Linked DNA regions of Homo sapiens: region 1 is linked to region 2. A link is a loop called in an ENCODE intact Hi-C map of the cell type or tissue named here. Cell type or tissue: PC-9. All regions are shown on one strand.

Evidence for each region. Peaks named below come from ENCODE experiments on the same cell type or tissue, not always from the same donor. Only the 100,000 strongest peaks of a DNase experiment are listed, where the experiment ranks them.
Region 1: a loop joins it to region 2, with 29 times the contacts of the local background. A loop is called at or near these places in 2 of 110 quality-filtered maps.

Annotation. Positions count from the first base shown.
Region 1 is chr5:107,468,159-107,476,158 of GRCh38, forward strand. The region is part of intron 1 of EFNA5 (ephrin A5); the gene reads right to left. Among named protein-coding and RNA genes, the nearest start is that of EFNA5, 200 kb to the right of the region's middle. RefSeq lists enhancers at 4,355-5,109, 6,578-6,727. In PC-9, no CTCF peak of the experiment used is centred here; DNase peaks (open chromatin) are centred at 713, 1,563, 2,233, 6,853 and 2 weaker places; H3K4me3 peaks cover 1,956 bases; H3K27ac peaks cover 7,863 bases.
Region 2 is chr5:107,213,075-107,221,074 of GRCh38, forward strand. No RefSeq gene overlaps it. Among named protein-coding and RNA genes, the nearest start is that of LINC01950, 210 kb to the left of the region's middle. In PC-9, no CTCF peak of the experiment used is centred here; DNase peaks (open chromatin) are centred at 4,747 and 5,987; H3K4me3 peaks cover 1,274 bases; H3K27ac peaks cover 4,381 bases.

The DNA of each region.
Region 1 (8,000 bases), 260 kb after region 2:
CACAGTTTTTAAAATGGGAAGAAATCTTGACTGCCCTTTGTTTTGTCAGAAGGAAAGTTTATCACCCAATAAAAAAGAAATTATACTTGTAGCTTTAAATAGGCAAGAATCACATTGTCAAAATGCACATATTTTCTTGGAAATAGTCACCCTTAGGCAGGAAAAACAAAATTGCTTTTAATGACAGAAATTTTTAGATTGTGCTTGGAAGGGAAGGGTGTTTATAAGAAATAAAGCTAATGAGTCAGAGAGCAAAATAAAATGAATGGTGCAGTTCCTCACTTGACAGTGCATAACTTGATAAGAAATCAAGCTCTGCTAGCAGCAATCATTGAAACGTCCATTCTGAACTGAATGGTGCCAGGTGACTGTCCTTAGAAGGAGGCACTCCTAGCCTGGAGGTGCTTTTGAAATCTTCCAGGACTAAAGAATCACACCCTTAGAAATTAAGGAATGTGTTCCTGGGTGTGCAAGAGTTAAAACCTCACCAATGTTGGCACTCTACCAGCTTTCACAGTTCTTTTGGTTGAAAGCTTACATTAAAACTCATGAAATTAAACTCATTAATTAATTCTTTGTGTTTTCTTAACAAGGACCCATCAGCTACATGTGATGTAGAAATAAACAATTGAAAAGGAAAAAAAAAATAGGCCATACAGGTTATTTGGCATCATGTAAGCATTAAGGAAATACAGCTGCTTCACTAAATGACATTTTTTAAAAAGAACAAGTCTGAAATGTTGTTGTCAAACCAGTTTATGTGTTGATAGGAGCACAGAATTTAATTACTTATGGGTGATGGAGGAGAATATAGATTCTAGCACACCTGGTAAAATTTAAACCACATTCTGCCACAACCACCAATGAATGTTTAGCAGGACCAACTAAGTGCTTAGCATTTTGAATTTGCAGGATCCAGTGCAAAATAAAAATGTGGGGCCCCTTGTTAAAACATTATTAAGAATTTCAAGATGGTAGCAGCACAACATTCAACCAAACACCAGGCCCTTTTGAACACTGGGTCCCATGTGACTACCCCAGCCCAGCATCCATGAAGCTGTTCCCTGCGCTCCTCAACTGCAGTTACACTTTCAGGCCCCTAAGAAAGTACCAAACCAGTGGTACAGACTTGCCCATCCTACATTCATAAGAAAATAGATCCTCAAATGCCCTAAACAATATTCCCCTTAATAGATTCAAAGATTGATCTAATTTTGGTATTTCCTCTTTCTTTTATTTTTTTTTGCAAGCCTGAATAAAGACTTCTCAAAATATTTCAGTTTCCTGCTGCGGAGCTAAGCCAAGGAATGGCTTGGTTGTTAACAACAGGCAGTTCAGTATATTGTAAAGGAAGAAGTTAACAATCATCTGAAAGTCAAGGCCTGTAGCCCACCACCTTCTGACTGACCTTGCCACAGTGGTGTCTTTCTTTTCTTGTTAATGTGTCTTTCAACACTCAAACAGGATGTCAACTATGAGAGAAGTTACTGCCCCCCCTTTATTTTTTTTTTTTACCACGCACCCAAGAGCTGTTTCCACATCACAAGAATCCCTGTTACTTTCCAGTGAATGACTGTGCATTGTGGCTTAATCTCAAAAGGAAGTAGACGTATAATACCTTAAAAGAAAACAAACATGCACACACAAATACCAGAAAGAGAAGTCATCCCACAAATTCCACCTCTGAATTCTAGCATCATTTCTTGTTTCTCCATTTGGAAGCTTCAAATTATTCTCTTTAACAACTCTTTCTAGCAATGAAATATGAAGAGGTGATGATTTCCTCCAAATTAGGAGGACATTAACAATTAAGTGTTAATGCGAACACCGTTAACAGTAATGCAATTATAACTGTATTCCACAAAGGGCAATAGGAAATAATTACTCTGATTCTCAAGTGATAGATAGTTCCAGGAGAATGAGATTCTCAGTCTAAAATTCATTAGGAGGGGCTCTGAAACTCACATACACACCTACAGCTGGAGAGCCGCTCCTTTGCTGTAATAACCCTGTAAGTGCCAAATCTGGCATTCTCTTGCCATCTGCTTTTAGTCCCAAAAAATGGCAACAGTGAGGGTCCTGGGAACACTAACTTGCTGCTTCTGGGGCTACCATACAGCACTCAGATCCTGATAGGGCTTATCTGAATAGCCAGAGATGCTATTTTAAGCCTCCAAGCTGGACCCAAAGCAAATGACACCCAATTGTTATTATACGGCTTCTGAGGATGATGAAGTATATCCAAGGAAATGACTAATCTCCAATTATCATATGCATGGCAGCATTGAGACTTGACCAGAGAGAATGGTATAATAGCAGTGAAACCATTAATGTCTGTGTCAGTCTTATTTGATTAAAATTGGAGGACTAAACAGAGAAGCTGATAGAATCAGTCAGTTGCTGAAGTTTTCTCCTAATGATGCATAGATGGGAATTTTAAAATGTGCCTCTAAATTCTATATCAATTCTCAATTTCGGCACTCCTTCAACAATTCATAAATTCTTCTCCCCTTTAATATTTTAAAGATTAACATTGCTGATAATGGATAAACTAAACTTTTTGAAATTTCACTTCTCTATTCTGTACTTTGTGGTGGACATGTCCACAAGAATGATGAAATGAAATCAGGACAAGGCGGAGGCAGGAGAATCACTTGAGCCCAGGAGTTCGAGACCAGCCTAGGCAAAATAGCAAGACCTTATCTCTAAAAAAAATTAAAAATAAAAATACACGAAATCAGGAGTAAGATGTCTTTTTTATCTCTTTTCTTCAAGAAAAACCCATCTACTAAGTTCTGATGATTTCTTTCTTGATATCCTTCTCAGATCTCTCAGAACCCATTTTAATACCGCAGGCTCATGCAATACTATTGTCACTCATGCAATTAGTATAATTACCTTCTAGCTGGTCTCACTTGTCTCCTTATCGCCTCCCAATTCATCAGGCTTTCCCAGGTTAGGAACCCCAGTGACTCCCTATTCTGTAAAATCAATTCTAATTTGTGCTTGGTCCTTCGCACTCCCCATATTTTGGTAGCATGGAACCTATCCAGCCTCAATTCCCAGGACTCTTCTGTAACCTGGTCTTCTCACCTGCTGTGCAAACTCCTACCTTCAGGCCTCTGTTGATTCCCCCTTTTTGCCTCCAATTCCCTCACTCCTCCACTGGGCTTTCTTCAGTGGTTAAGTTCTGTTAAGCTTTCATTACCTTCATAGCCCACCAAGATCTCTTCCCTTTCTGAGACTGCACAGGACTGAGGATATTATTACACTTAATGTGTGCAGTTACAGAGATTATTTTTTCTAAATCTGAGACATGGTCCCAGTAACATTTTATATTCCTTGGCATTGATAAGGATCATGTCACTATCTTGTCTTTATCCTTCATTTTGGGGCACATGGTCTACAAATTCATGCTAGTCAGTTGATGATAGAAACATTAATCCTCCAACTGAATAATGTAGCCTGGATAACCGATAATGAACTACTTCTACTAATAGGTGAATCCACTTGTAAATTATGGGTAGGGCAAGGCCATGTTGCTTAGTGATGGCTGGACCATGGATTGTGATTATTTACAACAGCTGAAAAGATGTATTTGGTGATCCATCCACATGTGAATGGTAACTAATGAAAAAAGAATTTAAACATCAAAGAATACAGTATTCTCCTTCATAGCTTGGTGTTGTAGCTATAGGGGATAATAAAGACAGTGATATTACATATGTAGTAGTTCTTACATGTAGTTGAAGATTTATCTATTGTTTCTTTTAACATTTAATAAGTTATATCCATGTCCATACGTTTTAGAAATAACTGCTATATTGTTTCAAAGAGTGCAAATAGCCTTAAGTCTGCAGTGATATACACAAGTTCTGAAAAGCTATAGATATTCACAGAAAACACATGCACAAAGCCATACACACAAAATATAAAGTTTGATTGAATAATTTATTATTCCAGAAAAACAAGAGTAAATGTGGATATTAAAGGAAATAAAGACAAATCCATTCTCTACAATGCTTGGGGGCTAATTTAACCTACAGTAATTAGACATCTAGCAGATCTCACAACTAGTCAAACCAGTACTTCCAAACACTTGTTTTATTACATGTTTTGTCACTAGGTTACGATGGCGTCATCAAATATTTTTATCGTAAGCGTCTATACTTGCAGTGACTCAAGACCGTGTTTCTCTCAGCTACTGCAAATAATAATGTTAATAGTATTAGTGATGATAAAAATTGTAACACTTTGGATGTTAAAAACACTAGAAGTTGTTAGTAAAGGTCTCTGGAGATTTCTACTCAGAATTTAAATGAGAACTTGAGATAATTCTTACACTCCTGGCTGCAAATTAGCAACCATCACTCCACAGCTTTCATATTAAAACTATGGGTACTTGAAGACTTTAGTCATTAATAAACTTTGCCCAAAGGACATTAGCAAAAGGCATGCTTCAGGTGATGGGATAGTGCCTCCCAGGACAGTGGGACTTGTCAGACTGTGCAACAGGATCCCATGGACCTGTCTCAATCAAGTTAATTAGAGACATCTGCAGCACAGAGATCAAGCCAAGCCAGCTCTGGCAGCTTATTTGCACCAAAAAGGTACAACTCATGTGGGAGGTAAGAGAGCTAGAATGACAAACAGATAGAGATCAGTAACGTGAGCTGGCTCAGTCATCTGAGTGTACTCACTGTTGAAATAAAGCTGGTAGGACCAAGGGATGCAAATGTCGAGCTGATGAAAAGGCTGAAGGATATTTGAACAAACCTTTGATATTCTTAGCCCCTGCAGGCATCTCAACACTGTAAATGGAGCCCCCAGTCTCCCTCCCCCCAGCACCTGCTTGAACTCTTCATTCACCTATACCTTACCTCCTGGGGTTGCTCTCACTCATTCCAGGGACCCCAGCCACCGTTTTTCTGCAAACAACTCTGCCCTCTTCCAAGATGTTGTTACTGATGGAGATCTGATGTTGGAAGTTGTAGCCTTTGTACTGCTGACATTGGTTGAAACTTTGCCTCTGAAACTTACACTCTATTCGACCCAAATCTTGACTCTAAAAAGCCACATCATTCCCCATTGCTTCCAGGTCTGATTTTTTTTTTTTTTTTTTCAGTCTGAGTCTACTCATCTTAGTGGAGTTTGGGTCTTTAAATATTTCTTTTATTCATTCTCCTTGTTGATATCATTCTTGAATTCCCTAAACATGATAGCAGCCAGCTTCTAATGAATTCCACTTATTCTACTTTTCATATACACACCAAGAAGAGCCAGGTGTCTGCTCACTGGGGAGGCAAATAGAACTATGCCCAAAGTCAGAATGTGACTACAACAGATTTAATTCTCAAAGCAGAAGGAATCTGAAAATACAGGTAGCCTAACACTCTACAATTTGGTGTGGAACAGATGCCAAACCATGACACATTCTTCCAGCTCTAGAACGTGTTATGATCCGATATTCTAATTCATTAACAATCGGATTTTCACTTGAATTTTTTTTTTTTTTTTTGAGACAGAGTTTCGCTCTTGTTGCCCAAGCTGGAGTGCAAATGGTGTGATCTCGGCTCACTGCAACCTCTGCCTCCCGGGTTCAAGTGATTCTCCTGCCTCAGCCTTCTGAATAGCTGGGATTACAGGCATGTGCCACCACGCCCAGCGAATTTTTGCATTTTTAGTAGAGATGGGGTTCCACCATGTTATCAAGGATGGTCTTGATCTCCTGACCTCGTGATCCGCCTTTCTCGGCCTCCCAAAGTGCTGGGATTACAGGCATGAGCCACCATGCCTGGCCTCATTTGACTTTAACATCCACATAGCAAATACATGACTATCATGCTTTTGACACAGATCTCCATAAAAGACAGATTGTAAACTGATGGCCTGTGAATCAATTTCGGCCCTGTACACTTGAGTTTAGCCAGTACAATGTTTCAGAGTCATCTGAACCAATATTTAGAAACCCAGAGATTTCAAATAAAGTACATGTTTCTACCTTCTCTTGAAAACTTGGATGATCAGATGCCACTGGCTCCACATTCTTCTTACACAGAAATATTCTGCTGGAGTGGATGACACCCAGTTTGTACACCAGGTCTGATTTTCTCACTTAGGTACCTGCCGGCTGCATTAGCCATGAAAGTTTGCATCCCTTGCCAAAGCACCCACGCCTTTGTCACTTTTCAGTATACCAAGTAATCAATAATATTTTACAGATTGTTTTCCATTTTAAGAAATGGTCATCAGCACTGAACAGCCACAATGGAGTTTTCAAGGATTTCAAACAGTCTGAGTTCAAATCTAGTATGTAAAAATTTCCCAGAGGATCAGAAACCCTTGTTGAGTTTTCCTCCAGGCATGACTAATACAATACAGGGAGGTGCTGTCATGCAACCATGCATCTTTGCATTACGAACGAGGAATGGTTTAATTGCAATTCACCCACCTATAGCATCCTGGGATGGCTTTATCCTGTTGAAGGGCGTATCTTTAGGCCACTAACTTTGTTAAAATATGTCAGGCCTGTTGGTATCAAATATTGGCTAACACAGGAAACACCACCTCAATCTTGTTAAATATTTTTAGCAAGAGGCCACCATGTTCCAGAATGATGCTGGCTGACCTGCCAGAGGCAAGAAGAAGCCCCGAAGATCTAAGACAACATAAATGAATGACTAATTAAGGGCCATTCTAAGGGAAAGGACAATTATGTTGACTCATAACTGTCTAGGTTCCTACCATTCAAGGCCTATACAATTTACATAAAAATCATTGTCATTAGAAAAGTTTCTGTCCCACTGTTAAGACAGTGTTTGTGCAATGTGAGGTTACTTCCTGCTTCCACAATATGACTGTGCTTTACTAAACAAACTTCTGAGCTAAGATGTTTACTTGACTGGGAAATGACTACTAATAAGCTGTTAAAGGATGTATCCTCAAGTTACTACTTGTGGCATTTGTAACACGCTCCCTGTTGAACAAAGGTGTCACAGTAGCACAGTGAATAAACAATCCTTTTTTCTCCCTGTAAGTTATACGATATTAAATGTTAATAATTAATTTGTCTTTGTGGATTAACATACAAGAGCTTTTCAAACAGGTACTGGTGCAACCCCACCCTTGTGAGATGGCTAATCATTTCACATACTTCACACTTACCCAGCTATCAGTATCACTGACCTCAGCTAGCAAAGTGTGAAACGGCAGATGGTTTGTAGTGTTCAGTAATGTCCTATGAAAATGTAGCACAGAAAACTGCAAAAGGTTTTGGGAGAGAATGGTGGTTTATATGAACTTTTCAAGAAACTCAAGAGAAACAAAATGCCACCACTGTCCACGTCAAAGGATCTGGTGAGGATCCTGGGAGAAAAATGTCAAGAGATTCTAAGGCTTTCAGTAGCACAATATTTTCAAAGTGCTTCAGAAGTTATTTCAATCTGCTGCATTGCTAAAGGGGAACAGAGCCTGAAAAGCCAGTATAATTTTGAAGGCTGTTCAAGGACTATGTCAGCAACATTCTTACCCTGCATAAGACTTATACATCTTAAGACAGAAGATTTGTCTAGGGTATCCACAATCTGATTACATATTTCTCACGAGAACTACCCCAAAGTGCAAGCCCTTTGTGTTGTTCTACCTGAGATGACATGACTTCAGCCTCAAAATACCCAGGCTGAACTGTTTCTGGAGCAATGAGATGTTGTTAATGAATATCAACACTTCCCAGATCCTTTAAAAATGCTAATATCAAAATATTTTACAAGAGTGAATTTCAAACTGTGTTCATGTTTTTCACAGCACGGCACCTGTTTGAAATGGTACAGTTTGAACATCTATAAAACATGAGATGGAAGATACCAAGGTGGCTTGAGAGTTTTTAAACTATATATATATTTTTTTTTTTTGAGACAGAGTCTTGCTCTTGTTGCTCAGGCTGGAGTGTAATGGCGCGATCTCGGCTCACTGCAACCTCCGCCTCCCAAGTTCAAGCAATT
Region 2 (8,000 bases):
ATAAGTAAATTAATTAAAAGATGCAATCACACTAAAAAAGATGATAAGGATTCATGCACCAAAAACAGGTTCAGAAGTAGAAGCTGAATCTATCAGCCTGCTCAGTTTCAAGTAGAGAAACAAGGAGATGCATCGTTAAGCTGGGATGCTGGCCAGAGAAGGATGCTGACAGACCGATCCATTGCCTGAGGCTACACTTCAATAAAGCTGTGAACTTCCAGAGGTTGGAAGACCAAAGGACTTCCAGTCAGGACCTGGGCTGTGCTGCTCACTAGCTTCGTGTTGGGGTGGGGGTCAACATCCCAGGGCAGGGAAAACCACCAGCTCTATGCCACTGTAGGATGACTGTAGTTAGCAATTATATCTTATATAGTTTCAAAAACTAGAAGGAGGATATTGAACATTCCCAGAACAAAGAAATTATAAATGTTTGAAATGATGGTATGGTAATTACCCTGATCTGATCACTATACATTTTATGTATTGAAACATCACTATGTACTCCAGGAATATGTAAAGTTCTTATTTGTTCATTAAAAAAAAAACATTTTTTAAAAAGCAGCATGTGTAGTAATAAGTATAGAGAGGAAGGCAAGGCAGGCAGGCAGGATGATTGCTCAAGATAAATTTAGGAAGGATCATTCCAAAGCCCCTAAGAATCAGTACTATGAAAGAGAGAAGCATCATTAATAGTTGAGAGACTCATTCACTACCAATAAAATAATTTTTTAAAAACCAAAATTAATATCATAAAAGCATTTGAGCTCCTTATAAAAATAGTTCTAGCTTTAAAAAGTAAAAAACTGTTTAGACCAAAATAGAAACAAATCAAGAAGAGATAAATTTAAAAATAGAACCAATTAAAAATGTAAGAGAAAAGATATTTACTACATTTTTAAACCTCCATATTAATACAAATAAATAGAAATTCAATGAATTAGAAGACAGGACTAACCAATCCACTCAGAACAGAGCAGTAGATTGATATGGTCTCCCAAATGGGAATGGAAAATAAACTGAATTTGAAAAGATAATAGCCGAGGAAATTCCAGGATTTGAAATACAAAAAAAGTACCCAAAAATAGTTCCAACCTAGACACAGTACAGTGAAATGGCAGAACAATTAGGATAAAGGGAAATCTTAGCAGCTCAACAAGAAAAGACATAATTTTTAAAAGAATGAAAATTAACATACACCTTACTTGAACAAGTATTTAGATAGTTAAATATCCCTTTCAGTTTTTCTGGTTAAATTTTACACATCCTACAGACAATTGTATATGTTAATAAAGCTAGTTTTGTTTTTATTTTATAGCCAATAAACATGAATAGGAATAGCATTGGTATGTTTATAGAAATTAATAACCTGAAATCAAGATGTCAGCTGGGGAAAAAATTAATAATGAACATTTTACAACAGCTATAATAAGTTGGTGTTGAATAAAGAATGTTAAATACTTTTCATCAGGGTTAGTAATATTTTAAATCTGTACCTGGCCTCTATGGTCATTAGAAACTCAAAATATAACAGCCTATAAGGTACAGCAGTCTGCAGATGAGGTACAGCAGTCTGCAGCTTCTGTGATATAAAATTAATAATCCTTTTGTTATCTGTGAGCCAGTGCTTTACTAATACAAGCCCAGCCATGGACTGTACTACAGTCTAGTAACAGTGTAGTAAGAAATGAGAAAACATTTACAATCAAAGCCTGAATATTCAGATGTGTATAATTTATTATTATTATTATTTTATTATTATACTTTAAGTTCTAGGGTATATGTGCACAACATGCAGGTTTGTTACATATGTATACATGTGCCATGTTGGTGTGCTGCACCCACTAACTCGTCATTTACATTAGGTATATCTCCTAATGCTACCCCTCCCTCCTCCCCCCACCCCACGACAGGCCCCAGTGTGTGATGTTCCCCACCCTGTGTCCAAGTGTTCTCACTGTTCAGTTCCCACCTATGAGTAAGAACATGCACTGTTTGGTTTTCTGTCCTTGCAATAGTTTGCTCAGAATGATGGTTTTCAGCTTCATTCATGTCCCTACAAATGACATGAACTAGATGTGTATAATTTTTATATTAAAACATTTTCTGTTTTAAGGTTTCTTTTGAAAAAACATATATTTCTTATCCAGTTCTAGACCCTGTAACCATGAACAACCATATTCTTTGATGGATAATAAATGCTTCATAATTTTTCCCTAGGATAGGATAACCATGATTAAATTTCCCTTTTTGAAAAAAACACTATGCACCAAATAGGTAATAGTTTCTTAATACGATTAATTATTAAAGTAACTTTATTGGGGAGAAGAAAGAGGATTTATTGTTTCATGGGTACGAAGTTTCAGTTTGGAATGATGAAAGAAGTTCTGGAGATGGTTAATGGTGATGGTTGTAGAACAATGTGAACGTCCCTAAAACGTACACTTAAAATAGTTAAAATGGCAAATTTTATGCTATGTGTATTACAACAAAATTAATATGCATATTTTTTAAATAATTTTAAACTTTAGGTTAAAAAGTAATTTTATAAACTTTTTAAAGCATAAGGAAATTTGTGGTCTCTATTGTATTCAAAGAAATGACTGTTCATCCTCATGCATAAAATTTAGGATGAGACACTGTCTTACAATTTCCTGCTTTCTGACTGTCCTGATCGATGTTTTCAGTCATGCCACTTTTTCACAGTCTGCGTGGCACTTCTCCAACAGGAAATTTACCTCAGATCTGTTCATGTCACCAATCCTCCTGTAGCTCTAGCTTCTCTGCTCCAAGTTAAACTGAAAACTGCCCTGTCATTTCTTTTAACCTTTGAGTTTGAGGCAGTTCTGAGAACTTCTCTCACAGCAATTGCTTGTTCCTCCTGGGCACCATACTATAACTAGGCTTAATCATAGAATTCTAGGGTTGAGGAACCTTGAAAAGCACTGTGACCTCTCCAACACTGGCCGCAACCACTCACAAACCATCCTCACACACTGTAGAGGTTGTGTTGCCTTTTAAAGCTCCCTCTCAGAATTCTATGCTTTAGGATTTTCTCCTAAAAACACCAACTGCAAATCTAAATCTGTCAACCTTTGTGCTAAGGTACACTTCCCTTTGCTCTTGCTAAAGTGGGATAGGGGAGAAAATTGATCACTTTCTATACTAACATTTTATGTCCATTTTTTGAAGGCCATTACTAAATCAAAGTCAGATCTCAGCTGTCTCCTTCAGAGCAAAATAGCCCTTATTCCCGAAACTTCCCCATATAAGGTTAGATTTCCATTCTTTTAATAACGTTTGTGACCATTTTTTTATTCTCTGTTAAGCTCCTTACATTTCCCTTGAGTTATGGAAGGCAGAATACTCAAATAAGGTATTTTATTAACTTTTGCAAATTTTTACATTCGAGAACCATGCTATCTTTTTAGGAGAGATTCTGCTAGACAGCTTAAAATTCAGTGTGTCTCTAATATCACCACTACTATATTTATTGTAAATATTTACATTTGTCAGTTAGTATAGTTTGATTTGTTTTACCCCTCCAAATCTCATGTTGAAAATTGATTCCTGGGGTTGGAGGAAAGGCATAATGGGAGGTGTTCTCGTCAGGGGGGCAGATCTCTCATGAATGAATGCGTTGGTGCCATCCTTACAGTGATGAGTGAGTGCTCTCTCTAGTAGTTTCCATGACAGCTGGTGGTTACGAGGAGCCAGGCACGTCTCTCCTCTTTCTCTTTCTCTTGCTTCTTCTCCCATCATGTGATCTGGACATGCCTGCTCCTCTTAGCCTTCTACCACGAGTGGAAGCAGCCAGGGGCCCTCACCAGAAGCAGATGCTGCTGCTAGGCATCTTGTACAGCCTGCAGAACTGTGAGCCATATAAGCCTTTTTCTATAAATTACCCAGCTTCAAGTATTCCTTTACAGCAACACAAATGGACTAAGACAACAGTCATTTCTCCTATTTGTATTAATTATATTCAGCCTATTCTCCCTGAGTTTACCTTTAAGAATCATCTTTTTCCAGCTGATACCAACTAACATAAATATAACATTGATCTCAAATAAGCTGTTACCAGTAACAATTACTAAACCCACATCCATGTCAGGATAGCTTTTTTAAAAAGAAAAATGCTGATCTATTTTAATATCTTCATTAACTATAACTTTCAAGAGTAACACACTTCCAGTAATTATCCAAAATAACAGATACTCTCAATATATGTTTTTCTGTGTGTCAACTTGCTATTCATATTTTAAAAATCAGGTTACTAAGTAAAGACAGTTTGAGTATGTATTATACATAAACACATTTCACTACAATAGTTCAACATCTATTGTATTATCTCCTTTACTTCCTTAAGAGGAAAAAGTTATGCAGGCATCAAAACTCCCCATTATGCAGGTATCAAAACTCCCCATTATGCAGGTAGTGTGAAATTCACCCTATACTTCCATCAAATTATAGAGGATCAGTCATGTGCACCTAGGAGTAGGAATGGTTTGCTGAGGCATTCAGGCCCAGCAAAGGAGGGCAAAGCATGATGATCATCATAACAGTGAAAATTTTAATAGTAGAAATGCTTCAAAAATTAGTGTTTTACAGCAGGCACAACCTGCAACTCCAAACCTGCAGCTTACACATAATCTCTGACCTGTTCTGGGCTCCAGACATCCTCAGTTAGGAACAGCACACACTCAGTGCCAAGCAAGACCAACAAGATTCCTAGGCTATGATGAATACAAAGAAAGGAGGGAACAGGGCACCCTTGCCATGGCAAACCTGTTCTGCCCAGTCCCCCAAGGTGATGAAATGTGTGACTGTCACAAGACTCAGTAATACTGTTATAATTGGGATGTACAGGGAATAGATGCCAGCTGCAGAAACAGTATGTACTTTGACAAGGAGTGTGTTGGAAACGACTGCCAGCCTGTGCCTGCTGCCAACTCCACTCAGCTACAAATAGAAATGACGACGCACAGTGGGCCACAGCTCTCATAGTAGCCTTTACCAACCACTGCTTCAGGACCAAGCAGGATCTAGAATTTGAAGTGGTCACGGCAGTCTTCAAATTAGTTACACATCGCAGAGTGGCACTATTCAAAGGGTAGCCACAGTACAACTGCACTGGCATCAACAGAAAAGCCTGTTGAAAAATGCAGCTTCATCCCCGACCCAGACCTATTGAATCAGAATCTCTAAGGGTGACGCCCAGGAATCTGTAGGTTTAAATTTCTCCTGGTGTTTCTTATGAATATAGGTTTGAGAGCTAAGGTCAAGCAAGCCAAATAGGAGATACCAAAAGCACAAATCATAAAACTATGTAAAGTAAGGAAAAATAATATCATCTTACATTTTTATCATGCTTTGCAATTTACCAAGTGCTCCTATATGTAACCTCATTTCTACACAACTATATTTTACAGAAAATACAATTCCTAGGAGATCTGAGTTAGAAATATACTTTAAAATATATATATATATATATCAGGAATAGAGCAAAGGTATTTTAATGATGTCTAGAGCTCTTTCCACTCCATTGTTATGACTCATAGTCATAATCATTATGATAACATGAATAACAACAAAAGGAATAAAAATGATAGCAGCCCTTCCTATGTGCCAGACATTGTACTAAGAGTTTATATTTGTTACCACTTTTAATCTCTGTAACAACACATGAGATATTATACTTCCAGTTTTACAACTGAGGAAATTAAGACTCCAGAAAATTAGATTGCCTAAGATCATAGAGCAAGTAATTATGGGTGCCTAGATCCAAACATGTTCTGCCTGACTCTAAAGCATGTACATAACCTCTCTGTTCTACAGCCTCCTTAGTGTGATTCACTCAAGCAAAGTTACAGCATTGTTCAAAGATTAAATGTGGCCTCACTTTCTCACGATAACCAGCATGGTCAGATGATGAAGTAAATGAATTTCTCAATGACTCCTTCACCACTGGTTCCTCATATGTTCTTTCACCATCAGTGTATTGAATGCCCATTCAGTGCCATATATTGTGCTTGGTGATGGGAAGACAAGGATGAGTAAGATGAAGTTGCAGTTTCTGCCCTCATGAAATTTACACTGTGGTATAAATCTAGGGTTACATCATTTTACACCAGGTCATATTTACCCTGGCCAGCACCGTGATCCAGAGATTTCCCCATTTCCCTGTCTTAATAAATATCATGATTCTCCTATTTTCTTGGCCTTGGCCAACCTCTCTACTGGTGAATTTCAGAAAATCGGATCCTTACGTTGCTAATAGCTCCTAGTGGAATCAGGTGCTACTTCTGCAATGGACTGAGATAATTACATCAGTCAGGACGTTGTCCACAGCATTTTGTTTGGGCTTGGCTCAGATATCCACTCTGTAGTAGTGTGACCTTGGAAAAGTTATTTAACCTCTTTGTAAAATAGAGATGGTAAAATGGAACTATCTCCTAAAGTTGTTATGAGAATCAAGTGAGCTAATTGAAAGGGAACACTTAGCCTAGTGCCTGCCACAGTATAGGCATGAAAAACTATTATAATTACTTGAAAAGCATTCTTGGTAATACTTAGCAAAACAACTTTGTACTAGGCTTGTTTGGAGCAACCATTGAGTTGTGCCAAAAATTAGACTTTGCCTTGGATTATGATTATCCAAATACTTCTCTTAATATCTCCTCTATGTGGTAAGAACTTGAAGTCAGCAAAATCATTAATTTCTGTACCTTCCCTCCACCCCACAGAACCTAGTATTCTGTAAATTATCTATTAATTTACATGTTTAAAAGTTTCTTTACAATCAACAGAGTGAAGAGACACCTGTAGAATAGGAGAAAATATTTGCAAACTATTGATTCGACCAGGACTAATATCCAGAATATAAAAAGAATTCTAACAATTCAACAGCAAAAATACAAATAATCCCATTAAAAAGTGGGCAGAGGATCTGAATACATATGTCTCAAAAGAAGACATACAAATGGCCAAGAAGTATACAAAAAAATGTTCAACATCACTAATCGTCAGGGAAATGCAGATCAAAACCACAATGAGATATAATCTCACCCTGCTTAGAATGGCTATGTCAAAAAGACAAAAAATGACAAATGCTAGTGAGGAGGAAAAGAAAAGATAACTCATACACTATTTGTGGAAATATAAATGAGTACAGCCATTATGGAAGACAGTGTAAATGTTTCTCAAAAAGCTAAAAATAGAACTACCATATAATCCAGCAATCCCACTACTGTGTTTTTTTTCCAAAGGAAAAGAAATCATGATATCAAAGGCATACCTGCACTTCTGTTTATCACAGCATTATTCACAGTAGCAAAGATATGGAATCAAGCTAAATGTCTATCAAAAAATGAATGAATAAAGAAAATGTGGTATATATACATCATGAAATTCTAGTCAGCCTTTAAAAAGGATGAAATCCTCTCATTCATGCCAACATGAATGAGCCTGGAGAACATTAGGTTAAACAAAATAAGTCAAGCACAAAAACATAAATATAACATGCTCTCACTCACATGTGAAAGCTAAAAACAAAAAGCTCAGTTCATGAAAGAAGTTAATTGGTTAATGGATACAAAATTATAGCTAGATAGAAACTAATTAATTGGTTAATGAATACAAAATTACAGCTAGATAGAAAGAATGAGTTCTGGTGTTGTGTGGCTCTGTAGGGTAGATATGGTTAACTATAATTTATTGTACATTCTGTAAAGTCTAGAAGAGACGATTTTGAATGTTCACAACATAAAGCAATGATAAATGTTTGAGGTGGTGGATGTGCTAATTAACACTGATTTTAGCATTACACATTGTATACATATGCAGAAATATCACTCTGAATCCCATAAATAAAAGCAATTATGGGCCAACTAAAAATAAAAGGAAAAAAGTTTCTTCGATTCATTTTTTGTTGTTGAATGAATGAATAAGTAAATAAATAAAAATGGACAAATGAGCCCATCTGTTCTTCCATCCTCACATCAGAC